Linked DNA regions of Homo sapiens: region 1 is linked to region 2. A link is an interaction called in ENCODE POLR2A ChIA-PET data of the cell type or tissue named here. Cell type or tissue: PC-9. All regions are shown on one strand. Links, peaks and the distances in the headings refer to the core of each region. The heading gives the core; the rest is flanking DNA.

Region 1 (10,858 bases), core at 1,889-9,888, 210 kb before region 2:
GCTACCCCCCACGTCCTATACCCTGCTTGCTTCAAAATACTGTTCCTAGTTTTCTTCCCCTAACTTGATAATGTACTCCAAAACAATCATGTTTGGCAAGTAATACACTGATAAATGTAAAAGTTACAAATAGAAGTGCTGCTGTGTTTTTAAAACATTATAGGGCCAGGAGCAGTGGTTCATGCCTCTTATCCCAGCACTTTGGGAGGCTGAGAGAGGCAAATTGCTTGAGCTCAGGAGTTCGAGACCAGCCTGGCCAACATAGCGAAACCCCGTCTGTACTAAAAATACAAAAAATTAGCTGGGCATGGTGGCACACACCTGTAATATCAGCTACTTTGAGGCAGAAGGATTGCTTGAGTCCAGAGGTCAAGCCTGCAGTGAGCCCTGATTGTGCCACTTCCACTCCAGCCCGGATGACAGAGGGGGACCCTGTCTCAAAACAAAAACAAAACAAAACAAAAACCCAGCCAGGTACGGTGGCTCACACCTGTAATCCCAGCACTTTCGGAGGCCAAGGAGGGTGGATCACTTGAGGTCAGGAGTTCAAGACCAGCCTGGCCAACATGGCGAAACCCTGTCTCTACTAAAATACAACAATTAGCTGGGCATGGTGGTGCATGTCTGTAATCTCAGCTACTTAGGAGGCTGAGGCAGGAGAATCACTTGAACCCAGGAGGTGGAGGTTGCAGTGAGCCAAGATCGTGCCACTGCACTCTGCCACTCACTCTAGCCTGTGGGACAGAGAGAGACTCCGTCTTAAAAAAAAAAAAAAACCCACATTCTAGAAATAATTAGGTTTCTAAAGTATTCTTAAAAGGGGCATCTGTGGAAACCAGCCACTAATAACATATTTAAAGGAGAGAGACTGAATGCTTCCCCCTAAGATGAGGAAAGAGGCAAGGATGTCGGCACTTGCCACTGGTATTCAACATTGCATTGCCCCTAACCAGGACAATCAGTCAAGAAAAAAAAATAAATAAAAGACATCCACATTGGAAAGGAAGAAGTAAAACTGTCTCTCTTTGCAGATGGTATGATCCTCTATGTAAAGTATTCCAACGATCGTGGATCTGTCTCTCCCTCCCCTATGCTCTTGGGCCCTGGCTCTGTTTCTCTCCTGGAGTAGAAGCCTGTGGTGCAGCAGGATTCAATTGCCTTCAATTGAACGTTGCAGAGGACTTTCCCCTCGGTGCTTCCCGTACTGGGGGAAGAGGTGATTTAACTTCTGAGTAAGGGACAAACCCAGTAGTGTGTTAGTAGCAAAAAGCATGGACACTGGCATCAGTCTGCCTGTATTCAGACACCAGCTGTGCACTCATCAGCTGTGGGACCTTAGGCAAATTGTTGAATTTCTCTTTGCCTCCATTTCCTCATCCATAGAATGGGGATAATAATAGTAACTATCATATGGGATTGTTGTAAGGATGGAAAGTGTTAAAATATCTAAACTCTGTTACAGTGCCTGCCATAAAAGAAGCACTCTAGGCCTGGCGCGGTGGCCCATGCTTGTAATCCCAGCACTTTGGGAGGCTGAGGCAGGTGGACTGCTTGAGGTCAGGAGTTCGAGACCAGCCTGGCCAACATGGCGAAACCCCATCTCTACTAAAAATACAAAAATTAGCTGGGTGTAGTGACATGTGCCTGTGATCCCAGCTACTCTGGAGGTTGAGGCATGAGAATTGCTTGAACCCGGGAGGCAGAGGCTGCAGTGAGCTGAGATAGCACCCCTACACTCCAGCCTTGGTGACAGAGCAAGACCCTGTCTCAAAACAAAACAAAACAAAAGAAGCACTCTATGGGACCAGGTCTTATAGTTAGGTATTATATATGTAGTAGTGATATTTTCAGTTTTGCTGTTTCTGCCAGATGGGATGAAAAATTCCATGAGAAGTTGGCTGGAAGTCCTACTGATTCATTAAATAGGCCTTTCATTTGAAGTCATGTTTCTAATCATTCAGAAGTTGAGGTATGCCTGATCCATGGTATTAGAAGGGATGATCCCAGAGAGGTCATTCTGTAGCATAATGAGCATTACTTTTGAAGGATGGAGAACCTAGAACTCTGACTCATTTGACTATGGGAAAATCTGATCTGGTGAGTGACCATGACCATGAAGTGAGATCTGGTAACCCAATGGTGGTCACAGGATAGAGACTCTGAAGATACTGAGCTGGCTTACACACTTGCTTTGTTGTCTCGAACCTCTGTTAAAGCTGAAAGAAGAAGTCAGTCTTCTGCTGGGCACACTGTTAGTGTGTAATTGTGAAGAGCTTAGCTGGAGCTTGCTCTTCACAACAGTCTCTGATCTCATCAGCCCCATTCTGTTTTCAGGGGTGGTACAGAAGGAGCACCTCAGGAGCCTCCAAAGATAGTAGTAGAATATAACCACCAAGACAAGACTGTGACTGTGGTTTTGAATCAGATAGAATCACCACCTCCTGCAAATTTTGTTTTTGCTCAGAACAGTGGTTCTTAAAATGTGGTCCTTGACCAACATCATCAGCATTACCTAGGAACTAGTTAGATATGATAATACTCAGGCCCCACCTAACATGACTGAACCAGAAACTCTGGGACTGAGGTATGTTTTAACAAACTCTCCAGGTGATTTTAATGCCACCAAAGTTTGAGAACCACTGATCTAGGATATAGAACAGCAGCATTCTACTGAGTTTCTGTCTTCATGCAAGTTGCTATAAAAAATATAAGCAAGGAGACACGCTCTCTGTCCTCAAAGAGCACATAGTCCATCTAGAGAGGTATACTATATTCAATGCCACACAAAGGAGGCCTTCCCAGCCGGGATCCTGATGCAACAGCCCTGCCCAGTCTCTATGCCATTGCCGTGTGTTTTCCCCAGAAGAGTTCCCATTCTTGGCCAGGTGCCTGTAATCCTAGCACTCTGGGAGGCTGAGGCAGGTGGATCACCTGAGGTCAGGAGTTCGAGACCAGCCTGGCCTACGTGGTGAAACCCCGTCTCTACTAAAAATACAAAAATGAGCCTGGTGTGATGGTGGGCACCTATAATCCCTGCTACTCGGGAGGCTGAGGAAGGAGAATCACTTGAACCCAGGGGGCGGAGGTTGCAGTGAGCCTAGATCGTGCCACTTCACTCTAGCCTGGGGGGAAGAGCAAAACTTTGTCTCAAAACAAAAAAAGAGTTCCCACTCCCTGAAGCTGTTTTTTGTTTGCATGTTTGTTGTCAGTCTCCTGTCATCATTCGAAGGTCAGGGCCTTGAGGGCAGGACCCTTTCTTGTTCACTGCTGCATCCCCACCCCTCAGCAGTTCCTGGCATAGACAGCAAGTGCTTTATATATTCTGGTTGAATAAATGAATTAAGTGTTCTTTGATTCATTATGCTGTCTACGGTAGGAAACTCTATTTTGCAATCTAATTAGACCAGCCTTTTGCCAAATTTGAATTATTTTAAACAAAATCAGAACTATTGTGTAAGAGCATACAACTGATTTGTAGAAAAACCAGTATATCCTCATTTAGGAACTGTTGCATATGTGGACAGACATGTACAGTTACCAGTATTTATTTCTTCATATTTGGACCAACATTTATTGTTTATACCAGGTACATATCTAGTTTATCTAATTTAATTCTTCAAACCACACTGTGATATAAATGGGTAGTATTTTCCCTGTTTTGTAGAGAAATTAGATACATCCTAAAGCTTGCAGGGGCTATGTATGAATACAGGTCTGTCTGACTCCTCAATTCCTGCTATCTCTAGTCTTGTAGATTTCCCACAGGAAAAGATGAATCATAAAACAGTATTGAAGTCCACTAGGAGTAAAAACATTTAGGATCTCTACCCTTAAATAAGTGACAAAAACTTTCTAATTTAAAAAAATAGATAATTCAAATTTCTTTTAAACCTTTAATGTTCTCTTGACTGATCTATTTTGACTTAAGACTGCCAACAAACAGTTAACTAGGAGCAGCTACCTCTGCAATTGCTAATAAGGAAAGTAAGAATAGAAACTCTTTCATCCTATTTCTGTCTTTCCCTACCCATTTATTTTGTTTTTGTTTTATTGTGTTATACCTAGTTTGTGATTATTGCTAGGAAGGGAAAAATCTGGAATTGGGTACTTGTTTACTTATTTGCCTGTGTCCCCTGCTAGAAAATGAGTTTCATAAAGAACCAACCTCTGGCTGTTCCCTGTTCGTCTCCAGCACTAGCCCAGTGAGTGGCACATAGTGGGCACTCAGTAAGCCTGAATAAGTAAATGAATGCACGATCACCCTCATGCAGTGCTGAGCAGTGTCTGGCTGCAGCAAGAGTTTGAATGACTGCAGCTTCCGGATGTCCATAGTCAGTGCTAAAATCCTGCTTCCTTCTGGCTGCTTCTGCCTTTCACATGATAGCATATATTTTAACATGGCTGGCTGCTGAGAGTTCAGAAAAGGAAGAGGATATATGTGGTTCTAAACTTTGCTATTTTAAAATGGCAGTTATAAATTCTAAAATGTATATTCATTATCATTTAGCCAAACATCCCCGTTGAGTCAGGTCAAGGACAGTTAACCAAACATTAGCATATGTAACGTAACATAATATATAACATTTACTGAGTCCTTCCTATGTGTCAGGCATCATGATGAATGTTTATAGACAGTATGTCCATCTAATCCTCTCAACAACCTTCCAAGGTTATATTAGTATCTCCATTTAACAAGTGAGGAAACTGAGGTGCTGAAAGGTGTTAAGTAATATTCCCAAGGACACTCAACTAGGAAATATGAGAACCAGGTTCTGAATGCAGACAATTTGATTCCAAAACTGCATTCAACTGCAAAGCTGTCTCGTGAACTGCACTTAGCAGATAAGTGGTGGTACTCAAGCCAGAAGTCAGGTCTGATCTTTCGGTTCCATCATTCCATACTGCCTGTTCCTCTGTCTTCTCAATGAATAATGATTGTCAAGCCACTCTAAGTTTTTTTAGATATGTATTTGCTCATTTTGGAAATTACAGAAAATTACAAAGAAAAATCTATAATCTAGCCATCTAGAAATAACTATGCTTATGATTTTAATACTTTCTTAATTTTTTTCTATTATTAAGAAAACCAAGATTATTCTACATATACTTTTATTTTCTTTTTTCCCCACTCAACCTGCTGTATATTGAGCCTGTTTTAACCTCTTTAATATTTGTACACACCATTTTTAACAGTTGTATAATGTTCTATTTAACGGGTATATTATTTATTTAACTGGCCCTCTATTATTGGACATATGTAGTATTTCTGGTTTTGCCATCATAAATATTGCTGAAGTAAATATCTTTGAACCAAATTTGTTTGCATTTCTGATTGTTACCTCAGGATAGATTTCTAGTAGGATTAATGAGCCAAAGAATATTAATATTAAAAAGAATATTACTGGCCAGGTGCTGTGGCTCATGCTTGTATTCCCAGCATTTTGGGAGGCTGAGATGGGAGGATCACTAGAGCCCAGGAGTTCGAGACCAGCCTAAGAAACATAGGAAGATCCTATCTCTTAAAAAAAAAAAAAAGAAAAAATATACATAGGCTGGGCGTGATGGCTAACACCTGTAATCCCAGTACTTTGAGAGGCTGAGGCAGCCGTATCAGTTGAGGCCAGGAGTTTGAGACCAGCCTGGCCAACATGGCAAAACCCCCATCTCTACTAAAAAATAAAAAAATTAGCCGGGTGTTGTGGCGGGCGCCTGTGATCCCAGCTATTTGGGAGGATGAGGCATGAGAATTGATTGAATCTGGGAGGCAGAGGTTGCAGTTAGCTGAGATTGTGCCACTGCAGTCCAGCCTGGGCGACAGAGCGAGACTGTCTCAAAATAAATAAAATAAAATAAAAAAATTTTAAAAATACAGAAATTAGCTGGGCATGTCAATGTGTGCCTGCAGCCCCAGCTACTTGGGAGGCTGAGTTGGGAGGATCACCTGAGCCCAGAAGGTCAAGGCTGCAGTGAGCTGTGATAGCACCACCATACTCCAGCCTTGGCAACAGAGACCCTGTGTTAAAAAAAAAAAAAAAAAATTACCTATTGCCAGGCTGTCCTCTAGATGGTTCTATCTTATACTTCCCTCAACAGTGTAGAAGAGGGAAAACTAGGTACTTTTAACTACAGTTATGTGTTCACTCATGATGGAGATATGTTCTGAGAAATGTGTTAGGTGATTTTGTCATTGTGAGAATATCGTACAGTGTACTTACACAAACCTAGACAGTATAACCTACTACACACCCAGGCTATATAGTCTAGCCTATTGCTTCTAGGCTGCAAACATGTACAGCATGTTACTGTACTGAATACCATAGGCAATTGTAACATAGTGGTATGTATTTGTGTGTCTAAAGATATCTAAAAACTTAGAAAAGATCCAGTAACAATATGGTATAAAAGACAAAAAATGGTACACCTGTAGAAGGCACTTACCATGAATGGAGCCTGCAGGACTGGAAGTTGCTCTGGATGAGTCAGTGAGTGAGTGGTGAGTGTGAAGGCCTAGGGCATTTCTGTACACTGCTGCAGACCTTACGTACACTGTATACTTAGGCTACACTACATTCATTTTTTAATATTTTATCTTCAATAATAAGTTAAACTAGATTACTGAAGCTTTTTTACTATAATTTTTAAACTTTTGAATCTTTTGTGACAATACTTAGCTTAAAACACTAATACATTGTAACTGCATAAAAATTGTTTCTTTGTTTTTTGTTTTCTTTTGTTTTTTTCTTGAGACAGAGTCTTGCTGGGTCTCCCAGCCTGGAGTGCAGTGGTGCAATCTCGGCTCACTGCAACCTCCACCTCCCGGATTCAAGCAGTTCTCCTGCCTCAGCCTCCCGAGCAGCTGGGATTACAGGCACTCATCACCTCGCCCAGCTAATTTTTTTATATTTTTAGTAGAAACAGGGTTTCACCATGTTGGCCAGGCTGGTTTTGAACTCCTGACCTCAAGTGATCTGCTTGCCCTGGCGTCCCAAAGTGCTGGGATTACAGGTGTGAGCCACCATGCCCGGCCAAAAATTGTTTCTTCATATCCTTATTCTATAAGATTTTTTTTTCTATGTTTTAAATACTTTTTTTATTTTTAAAGAAGCAACACCATTCAGTTCAGAACACCCATACTGACTTTGAGCTGATGGCCTTTGTAGGTTTCTAACTGGAAGTGAAATTTTTTCTATTTTTAAAACTTTCTTTTTATTTCATAGTTACTTTTTAAGCTTTTTTTGTTAAAAATTAAGACACAAACACACACCTTATCCTAGGCCTATACAGGGTCAGGATCATCAGTATCCGTCTTCTGCCTCCACATCTTGCCCCAGTGGAAGGTCACATGGACACACCTGCCATGTGTGGAGCTGTCCTCTCCTATGGTAACAAGGCCTTCTGGAATACCTCAGGGAGGACCTGCTTGCACCTGTTTTACAGTTAACATTTTTTTTTAATAAGTAGAAGGAATACACTATAATGCTAAAAAGTATAGTATAGTAACTACATAAACCAGTAACTGTCACTTATGATCATTATCAAGTGTTATGTGCTGTACATAATTATACATGCTATACTTTTATATGACTGGCAGCGCAGTAGGTTTGTTTACACCAGCATCACCACAAACATGTGGATGATACAGTGTACTACGATGTTACAATGGCACAGTGGCTATGATGTCACTAAGCAATAGGAATGTTTCAGCTCCATTACAGTCTTATGGGGCCATTGTTAAATATGCAGTCCATCACTGAAACGCATGGCTGCATGTGGTAGAAGGTTTCAATTCATAAATATTAATTTATACTGCTGGTTTATGACTAACCCAGGAAACTGCATAATGATTAACAAATGCTACGATATAACCAAGTGAATTGCAAAGTCATCTACACCTGTATTAAAGTTCAGCTCAGAAAGGACTGTTTGGACTGTGTGTATCTAGCACTACGTAGAAGAGAAAGTCAAGGGCAAAGTTCCCACTCTCAAGAACTTTATCTTGTTGGGTTCATGAAAGGGTTTCTGGTGACACAGAGTAGGTATATAATCAGCAAAATGTGGTCTGCGGTTCAAATGAGTGCTCATGCCAGAGATTGGTTGGGTGCCAGCTATCAGTTCTTCCACCCTGTCCCTGGAAGCTATCTGCTACCTCTGGGGCTGGCACAACCCAGGGTGTGGCTGCGACTGCCTAGGGTGTGGCCACTGTGAACTGAGCTGCATCCCCTTCCTGGTGCACACCCGCACACACAAAAGTCACTCTCTAAGGAGTGGGAATATCTATCTCTTCGCCTTGGAATCTTCAGAAAATAATGATGTAGCAAATGATAGTTTTTTTGAATGTTGATTTAATTAAGCTGATTCTTTCTTTGAAAGAGAAGATTTAATGATTTTTCACTCCCTATTGCATTTATGTTTTCCACAACTACGACAAGAGTTTTCTCTGTGTTCTGAATTCTTCTTTCTTAAGATTTCTCTTTCTGGATTAGTCATAAACCAGTCTTTCTTAAATACATTCAGTTTCTTCCCTGGTTTCAATAGATATTGAGGGAAGAAACGGAAACCTGAATTGGTTAGATGCATACTTTATACCAGACACTGTGCCAGATGATAGAGATTATTTCAGGTGTGTATTCAGGGGACGGGGTGCGTGGTGGTGGTCATTCTGAAAGACACCTGCAGTTGCAGCTCAAATCATTTATTCCGTAAGTATCTATGAGCGTGCACACTGTGCTTGACATGGAAGATGCCAGACAAACGTGGTCCTGCTCTGTTTTAAGTGAAGGTTGTTATGGTGTATAAAGCAGGACACCTCACTTGGTAGGAGTGCAAGGAGGTATCAGGGAGGGCTGTTCTGCTGCCCTTCTCGCAGGCAGCTTTTCAGGCATTGCTCCTGCACCTATGCAGACGTGTCCATGGCTCGTGCGGGGGACCCTCAGGGAGAACAGTCACGCTGCTGCCCCAGGCACTTGCACTGTCCCTATGACTGAGTATGCATCCTCTGCAAACCACTGCTGTAGCATCAGACTCTGGGTACCCTTACTGTGAATTCACTGCCTTTCCAAGGTCCTAACTGTTGCTGGCTCTGCTTGTCATCATCCAGATTCATAACGCCATACATACCTTAACAAAGTGTGAGGAGAGTAACTTTCACTAGGGTGCAAATGCCCATCAAGTTTAACCTCACAGATTGCATTTATACTTTAAAAGAGGAGCTCAGTAGTAAATATTAATTTGTAATTATAGATTCTAACTGTGGATTGTAGAGCAGTTGCTTTGCTGTGACAGGCATCTATGCAAGAGGCACTTCTCTTATCTTGCCATCTACCTACCCTAGCCTCTTAAAATTAAGAAAAATAGAAGTCAGTGACTAAGCCACCAAATTTGAATGTGTTACCTGGGCTAGCTGGAGTGTTTTGGGGGAGAATTCTAAAACCTGCTCTGGTCTTAGCTCTGCCCTCATTTACTGAGCCTCTATTTCCTTTTCTATAAAGTGGAGCTAATAGGAGTTTTGTGAAGAGTAAAAGTGAGCTGAAAAGTGCTGGGCTGACACAAGGTAGCCCTGCACATAGCCAGGGAGCCCAGCATCCTGTCCAAAGATTAGAGTCTGAAAGCTCACTCTACTGATTTGCAAACTTTAACCTAAAGCAAATATGCTTAATTTTATTGTCCTTACATTTATTGCTTCTGAGAGACACCTTTTTTTTTTTTTAAGGCAAGGTCTTGCTCTGTTGCCCCATGCTGCAGTGAGGTGGTGCAATCATAGCTCACTACAGCCTCAGCCTCCTGGGCTCAGGTGATCCTCCCACTTCAGCCTCCTGAGTAGACATGAGAGTCTCCCTGTGTGGCCCAGGCTGCCTGGCCTCAAGTGTTCCTTCCACCTTGGCCTCCCAAATTGTTGGGACTGTAGGTGTGAGCCACCATGCTTAGGTGGCAGCTTTATTTTAAATGACCTGTTTGCCCCAGATGTGTTGAATTTAAGGATAGGCTGGAGGTTCAGTCATTTTTATTTATTTTCAAAGAGGTGTTCAGAATTCACACTCTGTTTTTCTTTTAATAACTACTGTGGCTTCCTCCTCATGCTGACTTTCTACACTTGGGAAGAGAATGTGGGCAAGGAAGCTTGGAGGGAAGCCAGAGACTCCTTGCTCTCTGCAGCTGCACAGACAGGCCAGGATCTGCTGACCTGTGGAACCAGCCCGCTGCAGTGTGTGCCCCCCAGCCCCCGGAGGGGCAGCGGGCATGCCTCAGAGAGCAGCTCAGAGTGAAGACGGTAGAAGGGGAAAACTGATGAGAATTATTGTGAATCATGGTGGGGAGGAGGGGTTTTAAGAAGTTAGGCCTGTTAGGCTGGGTGCGGTGGCTCACACCTGTAATCCCAGCACTTTGGGAGGCCGAGGTGGGTGGATCATCTGAGCTCAGGAGTTCAAGAATAGCCTGGCCAACATGGCAAAACCTCGTTTCTACTAAAAATACAAAAATTAGCTGGGTGTGGTGGTGCGCATCTGTAATCCCAGCTACTTGGGAGGCTGAGGCAGGAGAATCACTTGAACCCGGGAGATGGAGGTTGCAGTGAGCCGAGATCGTGCCACTGCACTCCAGCCCGGGCGACAAGAGTGAAACTCCATCTCAAAAAAAAAAAAGCAGTTAGGCCTATTTTGCTGTGCTAAGAGAAACTTACTTTTAATGAACTGAGCTGCATGCCTATCCCAAATTCTGTTTTAAGGAAGATGCTCTGACCACAGTGTCAGTTTGGCTCTAAAGTTTCAAGGGATACTGAAAGGGAATATTGGAACCAAATGAATCTGAATGGGAATCCCAGGTCTGTCACTGTCTGTTTTAGACCTTGGAAACATTACTTAAC
Region 2 (10,858 bases), core at 1,344-9,343:
CTGGGTCAAATGGCATTTCTGGTTCAGCATCCTTGAGGAATCACCATGCTGTCTTCCACAATGGTTGAACTAATTACAACAAAAGCCAAAATTGATAAATTGATAAAGTTGATCTAATTAAACTAAAGAACTTCTGCACAGCAAAAGAAACTATCATCAGAATGAACAGGCAACCTATAGAATGGGAGAAAATTTTTGCAATCTACCCATCTGACAAAGGTCTAATATCCAGAATTTACAAGGAACTTAAACAAATTTACAAGAAGAAAGCAACCCCATCAAAAAGTGGAGAAAGGATATGAACAGACACTTCTCGAAAGAAGACATTTACGTGGCCAACAAACATGAGAAAAAGCTCAACAACACTGATCATCAGAGAAACGCAAATCAAAACCACAATGAGATACCACCACACGCCAGTCAGAATGGCGATTATTAAAAAGTCAGGAGACAGTGGATGCTGACGAGACTGTGGAGAAATGGGAATGCTTATACACTGTTGGTAGGAATGTAAATTAGTGCTTATGGTTTTTAAAAGGCTTCCAGAGCAGGGGACCCATATATTTAGTCCCATAGAACACATCCCTTAACCTGCCTCTTAGCATTTCATCTATCCTTCCTTATATAAGTTCTTTCTTCTGGAGTTGGGACAGGAGGTGTCTTGTTATTTGGGTAGAAAGGAGAAAGAATGGGTGGGTATGTGGACAAACGGTGCAGGGAAATAGATAGCATGGGAAGTGTTGCCACAGCTCTATGGAAACTACTTGGATATTATGATTAATGGATAGTCAAACATCTCTCAAATAAATATCAAAGAGTGATCTTCCCTTAAAGGTTATTGTTCCCAAGTTTATCCCTCTCTTGGTGCCCTGGCTCTGGTTTCTTTTCTTCTAAGTTGCCCCTTTGATTACTTGTCATGTGAATATCAAGGCCTGATCCTTCCTCTGTGTGAGCTCCAAGGGGCCGCCTTCCAGTGGAGCTTTGTAGAATCATATGTGTCATAGAGAACAGGTTTTAATGCTGGGCTGCTGTTAGGCTTTAGCGCTAGTGCTGAGAGGCCCCACAAAGAGCTGAACCTACTGATGAGGCCTCTCCCAAATCTAATCAGAGATGGGGGAAAATTTGGGTGCTGGGAAGAGCAGATCATCTCAGTGATTTTAATGCCCACCTTTATTTGCAAAGTGAAAGGAGAAATATATTTCCCTATTGCATTTCCTACCCTTCACTTGTCAGGCATATTTGATATTTTTTTTTTTGTTTTCATTTAAAAAAAATTCCAAAAACACCATGTCAAATATGTCAAATATTTATTTTTTAAAAAGTAGGCCAAGTATTAATGTCTTTCTGCTAAATCTAGTGGGTTCTCTCTCACCCACCCCCGCTCCAACCAGGTGTTTGCAGAAAGGATCTTTTTTTTTTTTTCCGGAAAGGATCTTTATCCAGAAAGGAATTTTAAACCTCAGAGTTAAGTTCTTCTTCACCTCAGTGCTTCCCTCACTAAACATCATCCTTACCCAGAATGTATTTCATAGAGTGTTCCTCTTTCCATCCTTTGATGCTTTATGACCCATGAAAATAATGAAAAGTATTTGTTTCGGGCCCCTAGTATTACCAGGTTTAGGTACTATTGCTATCCTGCATCTTTTTCATTCTTATCTCTGTGCTGTAATTCTATCTCCCTTCTTGAGTATTTCACAACTGGAGACAAGTGAGTTATCTTCCCTAGAACTCTTAACTTACCCTAAGTGTAAGGCTCTGGATAGACACTCAAGGGCTTTTGGAATGTCCACTCATGGGAGCAGCTGTATTTTGTTGCTAGAATATAAAGACCTCATCTTTCAAAATTTCTTTCTTAACAGTTAACAGTTTTAGATTCTTGGATGCTGAATGTTCACCAGTTCTTTCAACTAGATCTGTGTAGTCAGAAGTCCATGCTCTTTGGGAAGTCTGAGAAACTTTAGGTGCCATTCCTATCTCCTCTCATTTTGGGGTTCAGATTGTGAGGCAGAATGCCTGTTGAGACTTTCTGAGCGCATAGGAAGCATTGGAGCAGTGGGATCTGGAGTGGCTTCACCAGGCACCTCAGAGCACAGTGGCAGGCTGAGAACGTCTGTGTGATCTCACACAAAAAGACTGTCTGGGAGTTGGAAACCACTCCTGCCTGTGTGTTACTTCCTGCTGCTGGACGTATGTGTGGTATTTGGTGTTGCCACACTAGGTGGGGGATGGAGAACAAATTATGTCTGCTCCTTGGATATTAGTTAACCTCATTCAGATGATTCTTGGGTGTCCCATGGGGAAGTAAACCGATTTCCCTGGTTTTGCTGTAGGACCTGATTAGTCACATACTGCAGAGAACCAACATGTAGCATAAGGCGCCATTGCCAGCCTGACCAGTGTAGTAGGGAACTGGGTCCCACTTCCGCAGCCCCCAGCCCTGTCTTCTAGAGTTAGACTGTACATTGCTAACTAGGCTTCCTTTTTTAAAAATAAATAAATAAATAAATAAATAAATAAATAAATAAATAAATAAAGTGAGTGTGTCTTTTGGATCTCTTCAGATTAGAAAAAAATCTGTATTTGACTTTTCCTATGTTTGTTCTGATTTTGTTCAGTCCTTTACGCTGAAGCAGCTCCCCCACTCTTCCCACTTAACTCCTATCTTACTTCACCATATCTTTTCTAGTCCATGAATACTACCTTCCATGCTTTATTCTGGTCCTCTAAATCTTTCCTTTATACTTCTGTTTTTCCTGCCAATCCCCAACTCGTACAGAACCCTACTGTAGGAGAACATAACTGAGAAGAATTTAACTGGGTTTGAATAATTAAATAAATTCCCATACGAAGGTATAATAAATAATTTTCTAGATACTTTGTACACATGACACTGAAAAGAGAGGGACATATTCTGTAAAGTAGCTCACTGGGGGAAAATTACCATTGCTACATTTTCAGCCTTAAATTGTAAGGAGTGCAGATGGTTAGCCAGCCTATGTTTCTCCCACCCACCTTCGTTTTAAACTATCCTACCCTGGAAAGATGGATGCTTATAAAATAAATGAAAAAGACTTTACCTTTAGAATGACATAGATTGTGATTGACAGGTCCAGGTAGCTCTTGTGTATGTGAAGGGGAGTTATATAATGTATTAGGCTTTCTTAATTCATTCCACAAACACCTATTCCTAGTTCTTGTCTGAATCTCCATTTATTTTGCAGCAAAGATGTCCCCAAATAAGGTGCTTATATATAGCAACAGATTCTACTTCCTTACATTTTGTTTCAGGACAGCTCACACAGTTTTTTTAACACATTTCAATGGGCCCAGAATCCATCGTGGTAGGAAGTAAAACTGTTTTTACATATATATTCGGTCACTTCCCAGTTTTTTCTTTTCTTTTTTTTTTTTTTTTTTCTTGCAAGCTCCTTCTGTCTGGGCTGACTGAGACCCACATAACATCTCAGCCAGCTGAGTTGGACATTCCCGGGTTTCTGTTGGTGTCTGAATATGTGCAGAGCAGTAGAATATGTGCTACTTGAATCTTGCTGTGCGTGAGCTGCTGGAAGTCGCTGTGTCTGACTAGTGTGTAGAAGCTGGGGCTACCTGTGATGGGGAACATGAATATTCGAGGAGCACAGGTGGATGTGGGGTGGGGACGTGGGGTGTGCATCGTCACAGAGCCAGCCTGGCCCTCTGGAGAGTTGGAACCCTGTTTCCTTGTCCTGGCCAATGTGAAACCTTGGGAATAGTTGCAGAGTAGAGAAATCAAAATACACAATCTATTCTCTGCTTGGCCTTTTTACGCCCTGGTGCAGATTGACTAACCTGTGGTTTTTGATCATCTCTGGTCCAGCGGTTGGGAATCTGTGCTGTCTATAGCATCTGAGTGTTGTGAGAATAAAATGTGAAAATAGGTATGAAAATATATATAAACCATAAAGAATTTCCCCATGTTAAAATGATGTGTGTCTTCCAGTGTAGAAGGTTTTATCTTTTCTATATCTGTATATATAAAAAACATTTATTACATATTATAAGATACATATGTCTGCATTCAGATGATAAAACTAAGGCCCGGAAATGAAAGTATCTTCCCAAGCTCACACAGCTAATCAGTGGCCTAGCCAGTGCTTGAATCTTCTCTTTGAATTCTGATATCTAGTAAGCTGAGTGGGGCCCATTGAAGCAGTAGCCAAATTATGGTACTAAGTACCGTCTGATACATTAATTTATTCAGCAAACATTACGTGCCTGTTGTATCCCCAGCTCCTGGTATTTTGGGTATTAGGTGATTTTTTTTTTTTTTGTCATTAAAATTTCCTCCCCCCACCCCCACCCCACAAGTAACTTGTAATGAGCTTCAGAGGCATTTAGCTTTAAAACAAAAATCTTCCTCCCTCTTTTTAACCACACTACCCTTGGTTCTTAGTTTAAAAATTTAGTTGACATTCCTGTGTGTTTTTATCTTGCAATTGGCCGGAGGGTTATTTATTAGGAAAAGAGATTTTGAATGATTTCAGTAAGTGAACTAGGAGTTGTGATACACGATTATATTAAATTGCTTATGGTTAGTTTTCCAGGAGGTGATTTAATTGTTCACCTTCCTAAGTCTTCAGTCTTAGGCTTATCCAGTGGGAGCTGGAAAGCTTTAATAGGCAAGTTTATTGGAACACACTTCCAGAGTCAAATGTCACTCTTGGCAGCTGCAGATGTCAACTGGGACAAGTATTCAGAGCCTGAGAATTAAGGATATGTGTTAAATATGGCCCTCATAGGCGGCCCCAGGGTTTTTTTTTTTTTTTTTTTACTTTTGCGAACATGTTGACAGAGATGAGGCTCAGAAGGCAGGTATACATGTGCCTTGTCTTCATTCTCTGCAGAGAGAATGTTTTTAGGGGCTTGGGAAAGTATTTCAACTCGAAGAAAGGACTTATAGTTACTAGAATCTTCACATCTGCTTTCTCGAGTGACCTTGAGTCAACCACAGTCTTGTGGGGTAGATGGTATTATTCACCCCTCTTTTGTTACATATTAACATGACAAAACTAAGACTCAGAGAGGAAGTGCCTTCCCCAAGCACATGCAGCTAGCCAGTGGCACATCCAGTACTTGAACCCTTTTCTCTTTGAATCATGCTTTGTACTAAGCTGATCACGGTCCACTGTAGCAGTAGGTGACTTATGGTACTAAGTACCATCTGATACATTAATTTATTCAGCAAACATTGAGTGTCTGTTGTATCTCTAGTACCTGGCATTGCAAAGATGAGTAAGGCAGTAGACAGATAACTGACATAACCCATGACAGTGCAGTTGCGTAAGTGGCATGATCTGGAGTGCAGAGTACTGTGGGGACACCCATGAGGGAGCCACAATTGCCTGGGGTAGGGAGTTGGAGGAGGCAGATGACAGGAGGTAATGACTGAGCTGGAGCTGGAGGGATGAGCAGGAGTTAGGCAGATTGCAAAGGGGGTGCGGGCATGTGCTGGGTGGCATTTCCAGACAAAATCGGAGGGCTTGGAACAGCAGTGTGTGCTCACACCTGGTACGTAGCAGGAGTGAGAGGCAGGAACAGCAGTTTGAGGCTTGACAGCCCTGTGTGCGAAGCGAAGCATTTGAATGATGTCTCATTACCACTGTATACCACATGTCCTTCCCCTGCAGCTTTGGCTGACATCTGTCATTCTACCCTACTCCTGTTGGCCTTACTTTCTCCCTTTTACCCCTCTCAACGTTTGCTTTAGGCTGTCAGTGTTTACTGCACCCCATAAAAGGTTAGATCCTCCCACCAGGCCTGATCTGACTACTAGGAGAGACTGTCTGTATCTGCTGGAGGGATTGAGAGAATTGGTACAGAAGGAGTTTTGTGGATCATGACATCTAGAATTAGCACTCTGAGAAAGAGGGAGTAAGCATGGTATTAGGATTGGAAAAAGGTTTTTTTCCTTTCAGACCATTACAAAAACTCATGAGTTCAGGATGTATCAGTTGTGTGAATAAGGTGGATGTTTGAAGACCCCACTAGCATGTGTTGAGTTTACAGCCACTGTGCAAGATGCATCTTAAAGATTGATAGTCTGTGCACTTTTATCCCGAGGTGTGAGGTACTGGACCTCTGTCATAGGGGAGAGAGTAGAGGCTCAGAGAGGTTAAGTAACCTGCCTGAAGTTGCTCCACCAGTAAGATATGGAACCAAGGATTCACATGTGGGCTGGCCAACCTCTTCATGCCCTGTGCCTCCTATGTGTGTAGGTGGGTCTGTCACTACTGCCCTGGGTGTCCTGCAGAATGGCTGTGGTTCCCAGTCCACCCCCTTGGGAGCCTTGCCTACATTAGCTCGATTTGCTGACAGGTGAACAAACAAGCAACCAGCTGCTCTGATAGGCCTGGGAACTTGTCCCCGGAGAGAATGCCCAAGTCCAGGAAGGTTATGCCAGGTCATGAAGCAGAAGTGTCTGGACATGTCACACAGTCTGCTGAGCCAGCAGTGCCCACTTCATAGCCCTTTCTGTAGGGCCCCTGTGTTGACTCCCTGCATGGTACTCGTCCCTTAGCCCAGGAGAGGCCCCATGGGAGGAGGGAGAGTTGCAGCAACTTCTGGACCCTGAGCCATAGGAACTTCCCCTTCCCAATCTCTGAGAAGATGTTCACAGTGACCTGGCCAGGGTCACTGCAAGAAAGAAAATGGAATGCTGATGGGGCAAGGGTGACAGGGAAGCCAGGCATTCCAGCTGTGTTCAAAGCAGTGACAATGACTGTGGGAGCGGGTCCTGTTTTATATATTCATCATTCTGAGGCCTTCAGGGACTATTTTGTTAGCTACATAAGTGTTGAAAGGGCTGCGTAAACCAGAAATCAAATTCTGTAGATTGGCATCTGCTGGATAAATCTTCTGCTGGGATTGCTACAACATGTTGAATAACCGTGTGTTTTGAAGAATGAAAAAGATAAGACAGTTCACTGAGTTGCAACGTTTATGACACAGGGAATGGAGGACTGTAATTAAATCTACATAAAAAGGCCATGTTTTCCAAGTGTACTTTGAACTTGGGGCAGGTGTTCTGAGTGGGTGGGTGCATCATCTCATTTCCCCCTGCGGAGGAGGCTGCTGGCAACCTGGGAATGGAGGTTAACACCATTTGTTACCCCTGAAGTTTCTGGATGTCTAGAGGAGGACCCCCTTCCTGCGCCCCGCCCCTCCATGCACCAGTCCAGAGCTGTGGTCTCCTTCCTGTGTTGGAGACTCGCTGCTGGTCCTCCGCTGGTGTCTGAGTTGGTTAACCTTAACTGAACCCCTTAACTGAACTTTTCTTGTTACATGTATTCCAGCTCTCAGTGAAGTGACATTCTGCCCTCTGGGCCCAGATCCCTGAACCCTTCCCTGCATTTCAGACCTAAATAGCACCCTGTCAGAAAGATCAGTGGGGCCGGGAGCTGTGGCTCACGTCTGTAATCCTAGCACTTTGGGAGGCCAGGGTGGGTGGATCACTTTGAGCCCGGGAGTTTGAGAACATCCTAGGCAACATGGTAAAATTCTTGTCTCTACAAAAAAACCCACAAAAAATTAGCAGGGTGTGGTGGTGCATGCCTGTGGTCCTAGCTACTGGGTGGGGAGGAGTAGGGGGAAGCTGAGGTAGGAGAGAATCACTTGAGCCCAGGAGTTCAAGGCTGAACTAAGTCATGAGTGAGACCCTGTCTCAATAAGATCAATGGGTTGGAAGTGAAAGTCCCTTCCCAAACTCAACTCTGGGGAAGAAGCTCTTGCCTTCTCTGGCCCTCCCCTGCCCACCTTGTCCACCCTGCTTTGCCCATCACAGCAGGCCTCCCGTTCCACTGCAATAACCCTCCCCACTAGTCTCCTTGTGCGGGACCAGTCTTTACTCTTCTTTGGGTTGCTGTTTGCGTCAGGGCTCACAGCTTTGAAGGAGGTTCAAGCCACCATCATATTTTGCTATAGTCCAGACTGCTGGACATTGATCAGTCCTCTGTCCCCACCTTAACCCTGTGCACGCAGTTGCACTGCGGGGCAGATTCAAGATGCTCACCCTGTGTCCCACTGCTTGTTTTCAGGCTGTGTTGATCACACCTGCCTGCTGCCTTTCAGGATCACCTTCTTAGTTCTTTGTATCCACCTTTGTCCCCACCCTCCACAGCCTTGTCTTGAAGGCCACATACCACACCTTTGAAGCTGCCCTCTTCCTGTTGAAGCCTTCCTTGCTTTTCCAATTGCTTTTCTACTGTTGACAAAAGTAGAGGGGACTGTGACCTAGGGTTATAATTCATCTCCCTGCAGTTGTGCATGATGTTTGTGCAGAGTGAATTCTTTTTTTTTTGAGACAGGGTCTCACTTTTTGAGACGGGCCTCACTCCAGTTGCCCAGGCGGGAGTGCAGTGGTGCAATTGCAGCTCACTGCAGCTTCGACCTCCCAGGCTCAGGTGATTCTCCCACCTCAGCCTCCCAAGTAGCTGGGACTACAGGTGCACACCACCACACCTGGCTAATGTTTTGTATTTTTAGTAGAGACAGAGTTTCAACATGTTGGTCAGGCTGGTCTGGAACTCCTGAGCTCAAGTGATTCATACGCCTCAGCCTCCCAAAATTCTGGGATTACAGGTGTGAGCCACAGCGCCCCGCCCCAGAGTGAATTCTTAACCTTATCTCATATCTATTCGCTATTCTTGACTCCCTTGTTTCTATTATAATCCTTAGAGCCGTGGTGGTCAACTCCAAGAGAGTAGGAACCAAGTCTGCATGATTTGCCTAAAATACTTGATACTTTACTGGGAGTAAGTATAATACTTGAAACTGCTTTGTTGAGAAAAATAAAAGAAAGCATCTGTCCAGTCTACTATAATAAAATAGCTTAGACTGGGTAATTTATAAACAACAGGAATTTATAGCTCACAATTCTGGAGTCTATGAGGCCCAAGTTCAAGGCACCAGTAGATTCAGTGTCTGGTGGGGGGCCCATTCTCTGCTTCATAGTTAGTGCCTTTTATGGTCTTCACTTGATGGAAAGGGCAAAAGGTATCCCCCAAGTCTCTTTTAAAAGGGCGCTAATTCCATTCATGAGGGCTGAGCCTTCATGACCTAATCACCTCCCAGAGGTCCCACCTCTTAACGCTATTGATACGTGGATTAAGTTTCAACACAGGCATTTTAGGGGGACACAGGCATGCCAACCTTAGCAGCAACTTTTCATATAATTTGTATCCTAAAAACAGTAAAACTCGGCCGGGCGCGGTGGCTCACGCCTGTAATCCCAGCACTTTGGGAGGCCGAGGCGGGCGGATCACGAGGTCCGGACATCGAGACCATCCCGGCTAAAACGGTGAAACCCCGTCTCTACTAAAAATACAAAAAATTAGCCGGGCGTAGTGGCGGGCGCCTGTAGTCCCAGCTACTTGGGAAGCTGAGGCAGGAGAATGGCGTGAACCCAGGAGGCGGAGCTTGCAGTGAGCCGAGATCCCGCCACCGCACTCCAGCCTGGGCGACAGAGCGAGACTCCGTCTCAAAAAAAAAAAAAAAAAAAAAACAAAAAAAAACAACAGTAAAACTCAATAGCTCTGGTTTATTGACTGTTTATTACATGCCTGCTAAGATAGGCATTCCCTACCTGGCCATTTTACAGATGAAGGAACTCAGGTTAAAGGAGGTTAACAACCTTGTCCAAGGTCAGACAGCACATCTGGATTCAGACATCAGCTTGTGTGACTTAAGCTTATTTTTCTCTTCACCATGCCAGTCCTGCCTCTAGCAAAATACACGCAGATTTCATGATACCACTTTTAATTTCAGCAAATTATGTTATCATTTTCAATTAACTGATAATTAGCTGGCAGTCCTTGGAAGGTAGAAGGAGTTCTGATGGAAGCCCTCATCGTTTTTTATTCTTTCATGACTTCCACTTGAAGGTCCTTGCTTACTGAAATGGAAGCCATAAGTCCTCTCGTCACCCTTGGTAGAAGGGTGCTAAATCATCCTTGCTAAATACTTGACGGAAACCATCAGTCATCTCGTTTGGCTCTCATCAATCTCTTTGTTCATATGCACAGGCTCTTAATCTCTGTTTTCCCTTTCTTTAGAGTACCGTAGTCTCAGATGATAAACTTCTCTGAAGCTAATTTCTTCACTGCTGCCCTGGAGTGTCTCTTCATGCTGCATTCTAAACAAGTGAAGAGCAAAGTTGCTCTTGGTAGGGCAGCCAGGTTCAGGACAGTGCTGCTTCCAGATCAGAAAACATCCATAGGGTGTAGTCTGGCCCACGCTTGATGTAGGCACAAGGCAGAGGCGAATGAAGATCATGGGAGGTCCTTTGGTGTAAAAACCCCATCTGCCTGGAGCTTCAGGATTAGCAGTGTTTCACAGCCCGTCTGAAGTGCCAGCACTTGGGAAAACTTACAAGAGAGATGTTTGGGAAGTATTTCAAGCACTGCTTTGTGTCCTTAAGGAACAGTGAGTGAATGGCCCGTTGCAGGCTGAGTCTGATGTCAGTTTTTGACTTCCGTATAGTAGTACATCAGGTGGCAGCTGGCTGCAACCCAGCCTCCACTGACTTTAGAGCCAGCCAAGTGAGTTCTAGTTTCAGCCCACAGGTCTTATGTTGTTGCCGAGGGACCTTTACAAGACACTTAAACCCTTAGTTTCCTCTTGTAAATGAGAATTTTAAAAAGTTCCCGACACAGAGAGAGAGGCCATCAATAAATGTTGGATACCTTCCCTTTCACTTCCCTGTTTATGGTTTTTGAAATTTGGAAAAGAAGCTTGTCAGATCTGTGTGTAGAAATAATAAATAATAGGACTTCCCTGTGTAGAAAAGAAAAACTTTATTTTTTAGGGATTTTGTTAGGCATTT

The links. ChIA-PET counts read pairs that join two places held together with the same protein. Peaks named below come from ENCODE experiments on the same cell type or tissue, not always from the same donor. Only the 100,000 strongest peaks of a DNase experiment are listed, where the experiment ranks them.
Region 1: POLR2A ChIA-PET joins it to region 2 with 19 read pairs; 2 of 35 experiments call an interaction of 5 or more read pairs at or near these places.

Annotation. Positions count from the first base shown.
Region 1 is chr1:165,638,034-165,648,891 of GRCh38, forward strand. All of the region lies in intron 1 of MGST3 (microsomal glutathione S-transferase 3), which reads left to right. Among named protein-coding and RNA genes, the nearest start is that of MGST3, 12 kb to the left of the region's middle. In PC-9, for the core only: no CTCF peak of the experiment used is centred there; a DNase peak (open chromatin) is centred at 6,478.
Region 2 is chr1:165,852,112-165,862,969 of GRCh38, forward strand. All of the region lies in intron 1 of UCK2 (uridine-cytidine kinase 2), which reads left to right. Among named protein-coding and RNA genes, the nearest start is that of UCK2, 30 kb to the left of the region's middle. RefSeq lists a silencer at 4,901-5,195 and enhancers at 8,802-9,302, 9,303-9,803. In PC-9, for the core only: no CTCF peak of the experiment used is centred there; a DNase peak (open chromatin) is centred at 2,240; H3K27ac peaks cover 1,482 bases.